2 separate regions of the Homo sapiens genome follow, and region 1 is linked to region 2. A link is an interaction called in ENCODE POLR2A ChIA-PET data of the cell type or tissue named here. Cell type or tissue: Panc1. All regions are shown on one strand. Links, peaks and the distances in the headings refer to the core of each region. The heading gives the core; the rest is flanking DNA.

What was found. Peaks named below come from ENCODE experiments on the same cell type or tissue, not always from the same donor. Only the 100,000 strongest peaks of a DNase experiment are listed, where the experiment ranks them.
Region 1: POLR2A ChIA-PET joins it to region 2 with 13 read pairs; 3 of 35 experiments call an interaction of 5 or more read pairs at or near these places.

The regions. Positions count from the first base shown.
Region 1 is chr12:57,589,107-57,597,433 of GRCh38, reverse strand. PIP4K2C (phosphatidylinositol-5-phosphate 4-kinase type 2 gamma) reads right to left here and starts at 6,242. Exons shown (of 10, transcript NM_024779.5): 1 at 5,971-6,242; 2 at 3,312-3,409; 3 at 2,212-2,308; 4 at 1,403-1,546. The coding sequence starts at 6,144. RefSeq lists a silencer at 6,145-6,404 and enhancers at 6,003-6,504, 6,585-6,634. In Panc1, for the core only: no CTCF peak of the experiment used is centred there; a DNase peak (open chromatin) is centred at 6,519; H3K4me3 peaks cover 2,254 bases; H3K27ac peaks cover 1,924 bases.
Region 2 is chr12:57,096,809-57,105,135 of GRCh38, reverse strand. STAT6 (signal transducer and activator of transcription 6) reads left to right here. Exons shown (of 22, transcript NM_003153.5): 10 at 323-410; 11 at 550-672; 12 at 2,215-2,307; 13 at 2,640-2,846; 14 at 5,046-5,140; 15 at 5,233-5,369; 16 at 5,696-5,842; 17 at 6,058-6,121; 18 at 6,234-6,344; 19 at 6,539-6,631; 20 at 8,003-8,068; 21 at 8,158-8,286. Among named protein-coding and RNA genes, the nearest start is that of STAT6, 10 kb to the left of the region's middle. RefSeq lists enhancers at 2,310-2,810, 2,811-3,311, 4,594-5,116. In Panc1, for the core only: no CTCF peak of the experiment used is centred there; no DNase peak of the experiment used is centred there.

The DNA.
Region 1 (8,327 bases), core at 243-8,242, 490 kb before region 2:
CCTCCAAAAACCTGTTCCTCTGTTTCTAATTTCTGGTGAATAGGCACCCAGTTATCCCTAACCAGGAACTTGGAGGCCCCTGTGTCTTAACTCTCAGTTCTCCCATAGGTCTTCCTTTCTATCCCCACCACCATCGCTCCCCCAGGCCTTCATTGTTTCTACCCTGGACTATTAAAATTACCTCCTAACTGGTATCCACCCTTCCAGTGTTCCCTCCCACCAATCCATTCTCTAAAACGCTGTCACATTTTCTAAATATTTCTAAATAACAAATATATCACGCCCCTTGCAAAACCACCTTCAGGATAAAGTCCAAACTTCTTTGTGGGGCTTATAAGCCTCTTTACAATCTGGCTCCTGCCTATTTCCACAGTACTACATCCCATCCAAATGGAATTTCTTGCTGTTTTCTAACACCAAGTTCTCTCATGGCTCTGTGCCTTACAAGTGCTGTTTTCCTTTGCCTAGAATGCTCTTCCACCCTGTCCAATGGTTAACCTCTACTAGTCCTTCAAGGATCAACTCTTACAGTATCTCCTCTAAAAAACTCTCTTTAGCCTCCCAGGTGCATTTCCTTCCCCAGGTGAGTTCGGATGCTCTTCACTAGCTTCAGAATATTCTGTACAGACTTCTACTATTGTATATATCTTGCGGTGTGCTAATACTGGGTCACTGGTCACTGCCATCAGACCAAGGGATCTGTAAGGGCCACAGATGTTTCATTTACCTCCTACTCTACTGCCTAACATAGGGCCTAATAAGAGGTATTCAATATTTGTTGCATAAACCAAAGACTCCTTTTGGACTCTGATGTATTCCTTGCTCACTGATTTTGGTGAAATTTTTCTTCAGTAGAGATGTTCAAGAAGAGTGTTTTTACTGCCAAAACATTCCATAAACTCCACATTCCAAGTAAATCTTTTTTTTTTTAATCTTTTTTTTTTTTTTTAGGCGGAGTTTTGCTCTTGTTGCCCAGGCTGAAGTGCAAATGCACGATCTCGGCTCACTACAACCTCCGCTTCCCGGGTTCAAGTGATTCTCCTGCGTTAGCCTCCTGAGCAGCTGGGATTACAGGCATGAGCCATCATGCCCAGCTAATTTTGTACTTTTAGTAGAGACGGGGTTTCTCCATGTTGGTCAGACTGGTCTCGAACTCCCGACCTCAGGTGATCCTCCCGCCTCAGCCTCCCAAAGTGCTGGGACTACAGGTGTGAGCCACTGCCCCCAGCCTGTAAATCTTATCAGACAGAATAGCTTCCCTCATCCCATTTAGGGCTGGATATGATTATGGATTCTCTCTTCCAATGAGTTTTCTCCCCAGTTGGCATCTATTACTGACAATAGCTGAGCTATATGTGAGTAGGGAGGAGAGGGAAAGAATGGGGCTAGAGAGAGGCCTGACCTGGTGATAGTTGGAGAGGTTGCTATGCATGTCAGCAATGTCCTCACTGGATACTTCTTTGATGACCAGAGTCCGATCGTAGGAGATAAGGAAGCGACCATCACTGCCTTCACTTTCGCTGGGGGGGTTTCGGGTAAGGGACACCTGGGGACACAGAATAGGCCAGAGCTCTTTTCCTCCCTCTTTATATGCAGAAACAAGTCATAGGAAAATGGTCAGCTGAAAGTGGATGAATCCCTGGGGTAGGAGATTCAGCACAGTTCCTCATCAGGTGTCCATATGTGGACTGAAGGAAACTGAATGCAAAATTCTTTTTTTTTTTTTTTTTTGACAAGGAGTCTCGCTCTGTCACCCAGGCTGGAGTGTAGTGGTACGATCTCAGCTCATTGCAACCTTCGCCTCCCAAGTTCAGGTGATTCTCCTGCCTCAGCCTCCCAAGTAGCGGGGACTAGACGTGCGCCACCACACCTGGCTAATTTTCATATCTTTAGTAGAGACAGGGTTTTGCCATGTTGGCCAGGATGGTCTCGAACTCCTGACCTCAGGTGATCTGCCCGCCTCGGCCTCCCAAAGTGTTGGGATTACAGGCGTGAGCCACAGCGCCTGGCCAAAATTCTTAATGTATCTACATCTTTTCCCCCAAGGACAAGGTTTATAATTTTCATTAAATTTTTGAAAATGCTGCAATCACAAAAAGGTAAAGAATTATATTTGCCAAGACTCTCATTTCTCCAAATATGGCTGTCCCAAATAGTACTCCTCAGTTGCTGGGGAGAAAGGGCTACCCTCACCCCTTAATGGACTCTCACCAAGTAATCTTGGTCATCAATGCCAAATCGATCACGGAGGTTCCTGAAGACCTGGGGACAATACTCCTTGAACTTGAAATGACTGGGCAGATTTTCCCTGAAATTCAGGTTTTCAAAGTAAGAAAACAAACAATATTACATTTACATACACTTGGTAGTTTATAAAGTACCTTCAGACATATTACCTCATTTGATTCTCATAAAACCCTGTGAGGTCCTTTTTTTTTAATTTTTATTTGTTATTATTATTTTTTGAGACAGAGTCTCACTCTGTTGCCAGGTTGGACTGCAGTGGTGCAATCTCGGCTCACCACAACCTCCATCCCCCGGGTTCAAGCAATTCTCCTGCCTCAGCCTCCCAAGTAGCTGGGACTACAGGCATGCGCCACCATGCCTGGCTAATTTTTTGTATTTTTAGTAGAGATAGGGTTTTGCCATGTTTGCAGGCTGGTCTCGAACTCCTGACCTCAAGTGATCCACCCGCCTTGGCCTCCCAAACTGCTGGGATTACAGGCATGAGCCACCACGCCTGGCCCTTGTGAGGTCCTATAAAAACATATTATTTCCATTTTATAGAAGAGGAGACTGTCTCAGAGTGATTCAGTGACCTGCCTAAGTAACATGGTTGGTAAGTGGTATAGTAGAGCCAGGATCTACTACCCATCCAAACAGCAGCATTTCCCAAATCTCAAGCAAGTCAGAAGCATTCTAAAGTCAGCAACAGACACCACTGTTTTGAATGGCATCTTCTTTTCCTAGGAGGGCTTAGTAGAGAATTCAAGTTTTTCTTTCAAGGAGTCCCTGTCAGAAGCTAATGGTTCTCATGGCATCTCCAAGGTCACAAGCAGAAAAAGAGAGAAAGAGCAGGTAATGGTATCTGTACATATTTACTCTATGGAATTGCCAGGCTAGAGGAGAGATAACACTGATTCATATAAGGATATAGGGAACACCAGAAATTATTCTCATGGTTTCCTTGCACAAAACTAATTTCTGCATTTGGGAAGGATGTTAAATTTTCAACTCACTGAAACTTTTAAAATTATTTATTACTCCTTTCTGGGAAGGTTGACATGAGAATGGCAAGGATCATCACTTACCTGTGGAAAAGGTGATTGTTGACCTTGATCTTGGAGCTGGCCTTAAAGTCATCTGGCAGCAGCATCACCGGGGGAGGCACCTGGCTGAGCTCATTGATCTGATAAGCCAAACCATGAATAGGGAAGCCATGAAGAAGGGTGTGGAGAGCTACCCATACACTGTGTCTGGGCAGCAGTCATGCAAGGGCCACTCAGACCTCATTCCTTTAAAAACACTGGCTATGCATATGCTTGACAGAAGTGAGAGAATGTGTCTAACCCTTCTGCTGCCCAAGAAGGACTACAGTAAGCAACCCTCACACACAGCCCCCAACACGCCCACCCCCATGGAACTTCATGCTCACAACAGTCATTTTATATTAGGCTAACCCTGTAAGCAACTCAGGACTATTTTTAAAGCTGTGAGAAATTCTAGAAAAAAAAAAAAAAAAAAAAAAAAAAAAAAAACTCTGCAAGCTCAAGGCAGCTACATGTTCCATTAGAAAAAGAAAAAAAAAGGCATTTTAAAAATGCACAAGAGTGTTAATGGGATTCTGTGGGGCCAACCACAGCAAAAAGGATAAATGTCCATATCCTGCAAAAGGCATCTCTTTGCAAACAGGACCAGTCTTCCTAGACCACTCTGACCCAGTTGTTTGCAGTAGGCCCCCACCTGTCTAAGGTGTAAGGTAAAGGAAGAGCAGCTGATTTCAGAGCGAATGCAGGCAATCAGAGGATATGAGCTCATTAGGCGTCTGTTCCCTAAAGCCAAACTAATCCACAGCCCAAAGGACACAAGCATCACATGCTCTCCTCGGCCCCCAGGATCTGCAGTCTGCTAATTCAGGGTAGAAAGGGAGCTCTAGTACTTAAAAATCCTGAGCCGTGCTTTCTCCTTGGTGTTGCTACAGTACCTTTCACCTGCCTTTGTTACTGCATGACTCTAATCACTAGTTTATGTAAGTTCTCCCATCTAGATTGTGAGCTCTTCAAGAACAAGGGCTCATTCTAGTCGTCTGCATCTTTCAGGTGTCTAACTAGCACAATGTTTGGCACACAGTGATCCTGACATGTCTATTAATTGAATAAATGAATGCCTTGCCTATCCTTACTAGATCATTCCACAGAGGCTATGAACTGCAGTCTAACCTAAATCACACACACTGCAGTGCAACCAACTCCTCCCGTTCTCAGTAGAAAAGGAGGACAGAACATATCCCTCCAGATTAAAAAAAAAAAAAAAGCCACTTGAGACTCCCAGCCTAAAATTCAGCTATAGCTCCTCCTGCCCCCTCCTCCCCACCTGCTAAGCAAGCTGAATCATCACTAAGACATATGTTCAAGGAATTTCTCCATTCCAAACACTTGAAGTAGATGTGTGTTGGCAGAGGGTGGGGTGCTGGGGCTAAAGTATATATACCTAGTGAAGCTGAGGTAGGTCTTACATGTAACTCCCCCAATCCTTAACAAGGGAAAACCCTCCCTGTTAAGCATCCCACAGGGAATGGATGAATCACCTGGAAGGTACATATGAGAGGCAGCCCTACCTCCATCAGCCTTCCCCATACCAAGTGCCTTCCACTGAATACTCACTAAGAGCTTACCACCCAGAGAGCCACAAATCCAAAAGAGATCCGACTGGCCACAAACAACATTCTTAATTTTTGGTTAAGAAATTCTTTACCACAAATTAAAAATGTGACAAAACGCGTATTCTTCCTCACAACTTCCATCTCCACAGCCTAGCCATGACTATATTCAAGAACGCTGATTTCGAAAATATTCCGTGTCACATTCAAGATAACTGCATTTCTCCCACTCCAGACCTGACGGAAGATGGGCAATGGCTGTGCTTCTTTCAGCTGAGGTATCCTCAGGAAAGGGGATGGAGGTCTCCTTGGCCTCCTCCTGACTCCCAGAGCAGTTTCCTGCTTCAAAAGTTCACCACCATAGTGACCTCAGGAACAGAGCCCCTCAGCCTTCTCTTTGGTCAACAATCGCCACCACCTACACCAAACACGATCGCTCTAGCCAGCGATAAGGATGCAGTTAAGACCAAAGGCATATATACATAAGTCCTGAGAGTGTGCAACTTCTAGCTCAGGGTGGGGTAGCTTCTCTAAAATGCTGTACCTCTGGAAGGGAAAGGAAGGGACAAGCAGGATTAGAAAGCCCAGGAAACCTGGAGCTTCCCCGAGACAAAACCAAGATTCAAAAGCCAAGGACCGGGGCTGGGAAGCAAGGTGGAAAGCAAAGTGAAAGAACCTTTTCATCCATCTACTCCCCTCGGCCCCTCACCCTCCACCTACACTCTCACCAACAACCACCCGAGAAAAAGCCACTCCCCCTAATGTCCTCCCCGCTTGCGCCCGGTCCTGGCCAGTCCGCGTAGCCTGAGGCTGAAGCTAGACATGGCAGGAAGGAGTCAAAGCACAGGGAGCTGGATTTCACGGGGGGAAGGTGGAACTAGAGTGGAGCAGTAAAGAACTGTTGGGGAGAAAAAAGTCCACAGTCAGAAAACCTGCTGGGGGAACACCTGGGGTTGGTGGGCAGGGACCAAGACAACCCGGGGGAGGGGAGTGGCACTGCGTGGGGCTCCGGAGGCTGGAGCCTGGAAACAGGGACGCCTCGGAGCCGAGGGGTTTGGACAGGGCTGCGGGGGTCTAGGGCTGGTTCTCACCGAGTGGGCTACGCCCCACAGGAACACACCCACCAGCGGGTCGGCCGCCCGGAACACCTTCACCTTCTGCTGCACGAAATGCTTCTTCTTGGTCTTGGAGGCGAAGCCGAAACCTGGGCCGGGGCCTGCTGTCGCCGCCGATACCGTGGCTGGTGGGACCGAGGAGGACGCCATAGTCTCCCGCGCAACCGACCAAGTGGAAGCCGGAGCCGGCAGCTATCCAGGCGCCCGACCCCGGAAGCGGCGCTCACCTGCGCTGCTGTCACGTGACCGGAGGCCGGACAGCGGACGCGCGAACAGGGCGAGGCAGGACGGGGCGGGGCGACGCTGGCCCCGCCCCCCGGCGCCTGCCTGCCTGCCCCAATGTCCGCTCAGTGTGTGGGCTCACCTGGCGTGCGGGATCCCTGTAAGCTGACGAAGCAAGCGGCCCGCGAGGCCCCTCGAACTGTCAACTAGGAGACCGTGGTGCGGCCTGGGCTGGCCTGATTGACTCCCAAGGTCTAGGGCTTCTTTGCTGCAAAGTGGCCGCCTTCCGGCTTTGCCCAGTTTCTAATGAGTAACCTCGGACCTGATGCTAATGCGAAAGCATTCTTACCGAATGGGGGTTGGGAAGGGGAGGGTTTTGGAAACCCAAAATTCTTACCAGTGGTCTCAAGCGTCTTGAAATTCATTCATTCATTTAACAAGTATTTATTGTGCACTTAGTTGTACTAGGTCCTGTTCTAGGGGCTGATTTTCCTTTTATTGAAGCAGGGTATAGGACAGTGACTGCCCCGAAGTAGTTGGGAGTCTAATGGCACTGGCTGGCCAATGGAGATCAAGTTTGCAGTATGCAAAGTATGAGCTATCCTAGAACTGTGTATGAAGCAAAGACAATGATACAAAGAAAGGAAGTGTAGCTGGTCAGGGAAGGCTTCAAAGAGGATAGAGACTTTACTGAGTTTGGAAGGGTGGGTGGAGTTCAGGAATAGAGGTTAAAAGGCTGTCTAGACAAAGAGAACAGCATACAAAGACATGGAGACAAGAAAGAACGAAGCCGGGCGCGGTGACTCACGCCTGTAATCCCAGCACTTTGGGAGGCCGAGGCGGGAGGATCACCTGAGGTTGGGAGTTCAAGACCAGCCTGGCCAACATGGTGAAACCTCGTCTCTACAAAAATACAAAAATTAGCCGGGCATTAGCCGGGCGTGGTGGCGTGAGCCTGTAATCCCAGCTACTCAGGAGGCTGAGGCAGGAGAATCACTTGAACCCAGGAGGCGGAGGTAGCAGTGAGCCGAGATCACGCCAAGCAGAGATCACGCCAAGCAGAGATCACGCCACTGCACTCCAGCCTGGGTGACAGAGTGAGACTCCATCTCAAAAAAAAAAAAAAAAAAGCCGGGCATGTTGGCAGGTGCCTGTAGTCCCAGCTACTTGAGAGGCTGAGGCAGGAGAATCGCTTGAACCCAGGAGGCAGAGGTTGCAGTGAGCCCAGATCATGCCATTGCACTCCAGCCTGGGCGACAGAGCAAGACTCTGTCTCAAAAAAAAAAAAAAAAAAAAAAAGCCAGATGCGGTAGCTCACGCCTATAATCCCAGCACTTTGCGGGGCCGAGTCGGGAGGATCACCTGAGGTCAGGAGTTGTGGGCAAAGGATTACCCAGGTGCCAAGGCAAGAGACTGAAGGCACAAACTGTTGCAGTATAATAAAGAAAATAGTTAGAATAAAGAGTAGTTACAATACAAATTAGATATAGAGATGATCATGGACAATTATCAATCATCAGTATAAACATTATAAATCATTAGCTTTTAATATTACTCTTTGTGGCATTACTAATATAACCTAGGAATAACCGGCAGGTATAGGGTCAGGTGCTGAAGGGACATTGTGAGAAGTGACCTAGAAGGCAAGAAGTGAGCCCTCTGTCACGCCCGCATAAGGGCCATTTGAGGGCTCCCTGGTCAAGCGGTAACACCAGTGCCTGGGAAGGCACCTGTTGCTTAGCGGACCGCGAAAGGGAGTCTCCCTTTCCGTGGAGGAGTCAGGGAACACTCTGCTCCACCAGCTTCTTGTGGGAGGCTGGATATTATCTAGGCCTGCCTGCAGTCATCCAGAGGCCTAAACCCCTCCCTTTGGTGCTGTGCTTCAGTGGTCACGCTCCTTGTCCACTTTCATGTTCCTCCTGTACTCCTGGTTCCTCTTTGAAGTTCTTAGTAGATAGCGGTAGAAGAAATAGTGAAAATCTTAGTCTTTGATCTTTCTTATAAGTGCATAGAAGAAAATGCTGACGTATGCTGCCTTCCCTCTCTGCTTTGGCTACCTAAAAGGGAAGGGACCCCTATCCCATGATCACGTGATTTGCTTGACCTTATCA
Region 2 (8,327 bases), core at 135-8,134:
ACCTGGGGTTGGAGAAGGGCTGTTAGGGTGATGGAGGCAGCCTGGAGGGCTGGCACTGAAAAGAGCAAGGGATGGGGAGGGAGGGCCATGGGATGTGGAGACCCTGAATGGTCAAGGCAGAGGAAAGGGAGGGACCCATTTAGGGCTGGAATGGGGTGGGGGCATCATGATTTGGCCAAGATGGGGACTCCTCCCTTAAGAACCCAAACAGAGACATGGAGATTTAGGGCTGGTGACAGTGGGTAGTCTACACTCACCCATGCACTCGCCACACCTGACGACAGTGAGATGAGCTCGTTCACACTCTGACCTCCCCTGGCAGAGAAAGCACTGGAGAAATCATCAACAACACTGTGCCCTTGGAGAACAGCATTCCTGGGAACTGCTGCTCTGCCCTGTTCAAGAACCTGGTGAGGGGCTTTGGGGTGCAGTGAGGGGGGCACCACTAGGAGACTGTGGGACTCTCCTTGGAGAGGATGTCAGGAAGCCCAGGAGGAGCGGTCTCTGTCCTCATGACCTCGCCCTTGCTCTCCCTCACCCCACCCACAGCTTCTCAAGAAGATCAAGCGGTGTGAGCGGAAGGGCACTGAGTCTGTCACAGAGGAGAAGTGCGCTGTGCTCTTCTCTGCCAGCTTCACACTTGGCCCCGGCAAACTCCCCATCCAGCTCCAGGTGAACCGTGGCCCAGCCCTGCCCCAATCTGGGACCCCGAGTCCTCCTCCAATGCCACACACAAGGGCCCTGGACCCTCACCTCTTGTGACTGCCCCATACCCCATGTGTCTGGGATTCATGCACACTGGGGCCCGGGTGAGTGGGGGTGAGCAAGAGCATGGAGTGCACAGGGCAGGGAATGGTAGTGGATAGCAGCAAACACTTCGGAAGCACTTCCTATAGACCAGGGCACTCTATTAAATGATACATACGCACATGCGTGCCAGCACACACACGTCTGGTTTTCACAATAACATTATGAGGTAGGCAGTATTATCAGCCTCATTTTATAGATAAGGACATTGAGACAGAGAGTTTAAGTAGTTTGTCCCAGTCACACAGCTAAGTGTTGGAGCTGGTATTTGAAACCTGGAGGTCTGGTTCCATAGCGATGACTAATAACCACTTCTCTACGGTGAGGCCCTGATTGAGCTTCAGAACGCATTTAATAACATGGCATGAGCTTTTTGATTATGATGTGTGAGTCCAATAACTTCTCTGAGTGCTCAGAGCCAGTCCCCTGAGGAAACTTCTTGCTTCACTAAGAAACCCCTGTCCGGCTGGGCATGGTGGCTCAAGCCTGTAATCCCAGCACTTTGGGAGGCCGAGGTGGGTAGATCACAAGGTCAGGAGTTCAAGACCAGCCTGGCCAATATGGTGAAACCCCGTCTCCACTAAAAATACAAAAATTAGCTGGGCGTGGTGGTGCAGGCCTGTAGTCCCAGCTGCTCGGGAGGCTAAGCAGGAGAATCGCTTGAACCCAGGAGGCGGAGGTTGCAGTGAGCCAAGATTGCGCCACTGCCCTTCAGCCTGGGCGACAGAGCAAGACTATGTCTCAAAAACAAAACAAAACAACTCAGCACTTTGGGAGGCCAAGGTAGGAGGATCGCTTGAGCCTGCAAGTTTAAGACCAGCCTGGGCTACATAGGGAGATCCAATCTCTACAAAAAATAAAAAATTGGCCGGGCATGGTGGCTCACGCCTGTAATCCCAGCACTTTGGGAGGCCAAGGCGGGCGGATCATGAGGTCAGGAAATCGAGACCATCCTGGCTAACACGGTGAAACCTCGTATCTACTAAAAATACAAAAAATTAGCCAGGCATGGTGGCGGGCGCCTGAGTCCCAGCTACTCGGGAGGCTGAAGCAGGAGAATGGCGTGAACCTGGGAGGGAGAGCTTGCAGTGAGCCAAGATCGCGCCACTGCACTCCAGCCTGAGTGACAGAGCGAGACTCTGTCTCAAAAATAAATAAATAAATAATTAGCTGGATTAGGTGGTACATTTCTGTAGTTCCAGCTATTCAGGAGGCTGAGGTGGAAGGATCACTTGAGCCCTGAAGGCTGAGGCTGCAGTGAGCTGAGATTGCACTACTGCACTCCAGCCTGGGCAACAGAGTGAGATACTATCTAAAAAAAAAAAAAAAAAAAAAAAAAAAAAAAAAAAAAAAAAAAAAAAAAGGAAAGAAAGAAAGAAAAGAAACCCCTGTCCTCACCCTCTTCAGGCCCTGTCTCTGCCCCTGGTGGTCATCGTCCATGGCAACCAAGACAACAATGCCAAAGCCACTATCCTGTGGGACAATGCCTTCTCTGAGATGGTGAGGAAAGTCCTGGAGTTGGAGGGAACAGGGGCAGGGTGGGTTCTAACATGGGCAGTGGTGCAGGCCTGCTGATGGGGTGGTGGGCATGTTTAAATGGGTGTGACCTTAACACTTTCTCATGGGCCTGCTTTCGTGCTTCTGACCTCTTTTCACCCCAGTCTTAACAACTATCAGGCCACAGCACTGTAACCTAGAAAAAACAGCATGTTTGTGAGCGATATCAGGGGCTGTGGAGGGGTAGGCCACAGGCAGGTGGGAGGGATGAAGGCCGGCCCGAGGAATAACAAGACGGTAGCCTGCAGTGCTCTCTTCTTCCCCCTTCTCCCCAGGACCGCGTGCCCTTTGTGGTGGCTGAGCGGGTGCCCTGGGAGAAGATGTGTGAAACTCTGAACCTGAAGTTCATGGCTGAGGTGGGGACCAACCGGGGGCTGCTCCCAGAGCACTTCCTCTTCCTGGCCCAGAAGATCTTCAATGACAACAGCCTCAGTATGGAGGCCTTCCAGCACCGTTCTGTGTCCTGGTCGCAGTTCAACAAGGTCATTCTCCTGCCCTTTGGACCTCCCACCCCCAAGCTCTTCATCCCTGGGGCACTCAGGGCCTGCTCAGCCTCCATGCAGGGACCTTCCACTGGATTCTCCACAGTGCCCCCTCAGGTCCTTTAGGAAGGCCTGTCATGGACCAGGGAGGAAAAACCCCAGGCCTGGGGGTTGGCTCTGGAGATGCGTTCTCTGACATCCCTGAGGTTTTGGTCTGGGGGCCATCTGTCCTTCCTCTTTACCAGTGACTTGCATGACTCACCCAGGTTGTGTGTAAACAGAGCTCTGATTCAAAGTGACTTTGACCTGTTGGAAAAATAGTTCCTGGCCGGGCACAGCGGCTCATGCCTGTAATCCCAGTCTTTGACATGCCGGGGTGGGTGGATCACCTGAGGTCAGGAGTTTGAGACCAGCCTGGCCAACATGGTGAAACTCCATCTCTACTAAAAATACAAAAATTAGCCAGTTGCGGTGGCACATGCCTGTAATCCCAGCTACATGGGAGGCTGACGCAGGAGAATTGCTTGAACCCAGGAGGTGGAGGTTGCAGTGAGCTGAGATCATACCACTGCACTCAAGCCTGGGTGACAGAGCAAGACTCTGTCTCAAAAAAAAAAAAAAAAAAAGGCCAGGCATGGTGGTTCATGCCTGTAATCCCAGCACTTTGGGAGGCCGAGACGGATAGATCACCTGAGGTCAGGAGTTCGAGACCAGCCTGGCCAACATGGCAAAACCCCGTCTCTACTAAAAACAAAAAAATAGCCAGGAGTGGTCGTTTGCGTCTGTAATCCCAGCTACTCGGCTGAGGCAGGAGGTGAACCCAGGAGGTAGAGGCTGCAGGGAAGATGAAACCATTGCACTCCAGCCTGGGCAAGACTCTGTATCAAAAAAAAAAAAAAAAAAGGCTAGGTGTGGTGGCTCACACCTGTAATCCCAGCACTTTGGGAGGCTGAGGCGGGCGGATCACAAGGTCAAGAGATCGAGACCATCCTGACCAACATGGTGAAACCCCGTCTCTACTAAAAATACAAAAATTACCTGGGCATGGTGGCGCATGCCTGTAGTCCCAACTACTCGGGAGGCTGAGGCAGGAGAATCACTTGAACCTGGGAGGCAGAGGTTGCAGCGAGCCAAGATTGTGCCACTGCACTCCAGCCTGCCAACAGAATGAGATTCTGTCTAAAAAAAAAAAGAAAGAAAGAAAGAAAGAAAAAGAATTCCTGTTGCAAAAACTGAACAAAATCCCACAGGGACATGTGCAGTAATACCAGCTACCACGTGTTGACAGCTTATATGCCAGGCGCTGTGCTTAACACCTTATGTATGTTATCTCACTTAATCCTCCCAACATCTCTTTGAGGTAGATACTATTATTATCCCCATTTTACAGATGAGGAATCTGATGCTCAGAGGGTTATGTAGTTTGTTCAAGTTCCCAAAGCAGGTGAGTGCCATGGCTAGGAGAGAACCACATATTTCTGACTCTTGCTCTTTTATTTTATGTTATATTATGTTATTTTATGTTTTGGTTTTTTTTTCTTTTCTTTCTTTCTTTCTTTCTTTCTTTCTTTCTTTCTTTCTTTCTTTCTCTTTCTTTCTTTCTTTCTTTCTTTCTTTCTTTCTTTCTTTCTTTCTTTCTTTCTTTCTTTCTCTTTCTCTTTCTCTCTTTTTCTTTCTTTTGTGTGAGACAGAATCTTTAAAGAGAAGAAAGAAATGCTCATGTGACCAGAGGGTGTGTTAGCTAAAGGGAGCAAGACAGTCACACCCAGCAGGTTACCTTCCTTTGGGCGTCACCTCTGCCACACCTCCTTAGGGAGAGGGTGTAGCATAGTAGTTAAGAGGGGCTCCAGGGCCAGAATGCCTGGGTTTAAATCCTAGCTCTGCCTCTTACCAGCTATGTAGACCTGGGCAAGTCATTCGACGTTTTTGGACTTCCATTTCTTCATCTGTAAGATGGAATTATTATAATCCCTACTTCCATAGCCTGGTAAAGAGCAAATAAATATATGGAAAGGCTTGAAATAGTGGCTGGCACGTGTAAGCATTAGGATTGGTCGTTGTCATTGATGGAGTCTCAGGTTCGGTCTGATCCTCAGCCCTGTGATTCTGTCGTGAGGGCACTCACAGCTCACTGCCTGCCCTAAACAGGCTCCAGCTCTGGCCCTCCCTCGGCTCACACCTTTCCCCCTCTCCCCCTAGGAGATCCTGCTGGGCCGTGGCTTCACCTTTTGGCAGTGGTTTGATGGTGTCCTGGACCTCACCAAACGCTGTCTCCGGAGCTACTGGTCTGACCGGTGAGTCCCCACCCTGGGTAGTCTGAGCAGCCATACACCAGTCACCTCCATACTCACTGCCCATGCCCCATCCTCTCCTTCATCCCGGCCAGGCTGATCATTGGCTTCATCAGCAAACAGTACGTTACTAGCCTTCTTCTCAATGAGCCCGACGGAACCTTTCTCCTCCGCTTCAGCGACTCAGAGATTGGGGGCATCACCATTGCCCATGTCATCCGGGGCCAGGATGGTGAGGCCACCCCAGCCAGTCCTCTGTCTCTGTGCCTGTGCCCTCTGGGGTTTCTTCTGGGAATGAAATGTCCTGACCTTCCTGATGCCGATCCTGATCTTCAGGAAGTTCTTCCAGCTTCTCTTCTTCCTTCTGTGGTCTAAATGTTCACCTTCTCACTGTGAGCTCTGTGGGAACGGAGACTAGTGGGTCTCTCTCCCTCAGGAGCCCCACCCTAGGTCCTCTCTCCCTTGCCTTGGTGGAGTGAGAACAGGTCTTATGGTAGGGGTTGGGGAAGGGGAAGAAAGTCCGGACAGAGGGATCTCAGGGTCTCCTTCCTACCATAGGCTCTCCACAGATAGAGAACATCCAGCCATTCTCTGCCAAAGACCTGTCCATTCGCTCACTGGGGGACCGAATCCGGGATCTTGCTCAGCTCAAAAATCTCTATCCCAAGAAGCCCAAGGATGAGGCTTTCCGGAGCCACTACAAGCGTGAGCTGGAACTGGCAGCTCTGATTCCTTCCTGTCACCCACTTCCTCCCTGCTCCCCGCTGCCCTCCTCTCCCTGCCCGCGTGTCATCCTGATGTCACTCCCTATTTCATAGCTGTGCTTCTCTTACTTCCCCATGATCCATGCCCACCTTTTCCACCTCCCTTCCTCCCTAACCCCAGAGCACTCCATGGCTGTCTTTTCCTTCTCACAACAGCTGAACAGATGGGTAAGGATGGCAGGGGTTATGTCCCAGCTACCATCAAGATGACCGTGGAAAGGTGAGTGTGGTGGTATGGACAGTGGGTAGGTCAGGGGCTTAGTGCTTATCTGCAGGAAGGAGGGGTGGCATCAACCCTTGGTCAGTCACATGTACCTCCTTCCCTCCTCCAGGGACCAACCACTTCCTACCCCAGAGCTCCAGATGCCTACCATGGTGCCTTCTTATGACCTTGGAATGGCCCCTGATTCCTCCATGAGCATGCAGCTTGGCCCAGATATGGTGTAAGGAGCTGGAAAGACAGGAATGGGAGTGGTCTGTGCAGATGGGCTAATCTTAGCATGGGCAGCTGGGAGAGCTGGCACTGGGGGCTGAACAGGGAATCTTCCTTTCCATGAGAGGGACACCTGTTCAAAAGCAGGGTGTGGTGGTGTCCAGGAGAAGGGCTGGCATCAGGGGGTCTGTTTTCTTTCCCCAGGCCCCAGGTGTACCCACCACACTCTCACTCCATCCCCCCGTATCAAGGCCTCTCCCCAGAAGAATCAGTCAACGTGTTGTCAGCCTTCCAGGAGTAAGTGAAAAACCTCATGGGGATACCATCCCACTCTAAGGGGGTGGGCATTTGAATTGTTAGAAGAGGCTCTTCTGTGAGAAAGGAGCAGCAAATGCTAACAGCCTGTCTTCTTCTCTTCTGTCCACTCTAATGAGGGGGTAGTAGTTAAGATCTGGACTGCCTAGGTTTGAATTCTAGCTCCACCACTTACTGGTTTGGGGCAAATTACTTAGCCTTTGGTGCCTTATCTGCACAATGGGGGATAATAATGCTAATAATAATAACCTACCTCACTGCATTATTGTGGAGATTAAATGAGTTCATAACACTTAAAAAGCTGAGCATAGTGCATGGCTCATAGCAAAAGCTGTGTAAGTCCAGTCGTGGATCACTTAATGAAGGAGCATTTTCTGTCTTTGGCAGTTTCATAATTATGCGAATACCATTGAGTATAATTACACAAACCTAGATGGTATAGACTACTATACACTGAGGCTATATTGTGTAGCCTATTGATCCTAGCTTTAAACCCGAGCAGCATGATACTGTTCTGAATAGTATAAGGAAATAGTAACATAATGGTAAATATTTGTGTGATAGGAATTTTCAGCTTGATTATAATTTTTTTTTTTTGAGACAGGGTCTCACTCACTGGAGTGCAGTGGTGCGATCTTAGCTCCCTGCAACCTCCGCCTCTTGGGCTCGAGCAATCCTCCTGCTGTAGTGCACCACGACACTCGGCTAATTCTTTTTTAAGATTTTTCTGCAGACAAGGTCTCACTTACTGCCCAAGCTGGTCTCAAACTCCTGGGCTTAAGTGATCCTCCCACCTCGGCCTCCCAAAGCGTTAGGATTACAGGCGTGAGTCACTCTGCCTGGCCTTGATTATAATCTTATGGGACCACTGTGGTCTGTAGTTGACAGAAATGTCGTTAATGTGGTGCATGACTGTTATTATTATTTTCTGTCCTGCCCCTGAGAGCCACTGTCACTTCTCTGCTGTATTGGTTTTTGTTTACTCATCTGTTTTGGCCTTGAAATGGCCTAGACATTTTTCTTCCCGAAGTATGACACTCGGGTGCTTATTAACTTAGTCAAGACACAACATCTCCCTTCCCAGAAGGTGAGGCGGGAGTGAGGACTTGGGGACTTAAGAACTACCAAAGTTCAGAGTCCAAAGAAACATTAGAAATTGGCTAATCCACCCCCATAACACGCACATTTTACAGATGAGAAGACTGAGCTCAGAGCATAGAAATAGCTTGCCCAGGCCATGACTAAGTCAGGATAAGGAGCTGGAGCTTGTTTCCTCACTCAGTGGTCCTGACTTTGCACCACTCTGCATTTGCCTAGCCTGCCTTCCTCTAACTGTGCTCTCCCTACTTCCAGGCCTCACCTGCAGATGCCCCCCAGCCTGGGCCAGATGAGCCTGCCCTTTGACCAGCCTCACCCCCAGTGAGTGACAAAGCCCCTCCTGACCCCATGTGCCTCTTCTTTCCTGGCCTTGCCCCGCTCTCCTTATTTCCATTGCTGGTTCCTGGCAGGGGCCTGCTGCCGTGCCAGCCTCAGGAGCATGCTGTGTCCAGCCCTGACCCCCTGCTCTGCTCAGATGTGACCATGGTGGAAGACAGCTGCCTGAGCCAGCCAGTGACAGCGTTTCCTCAGGGCACTTGGTGAGTGGCAGCTTGGGAGTGGAGGCTGGGTGGCATCTAGG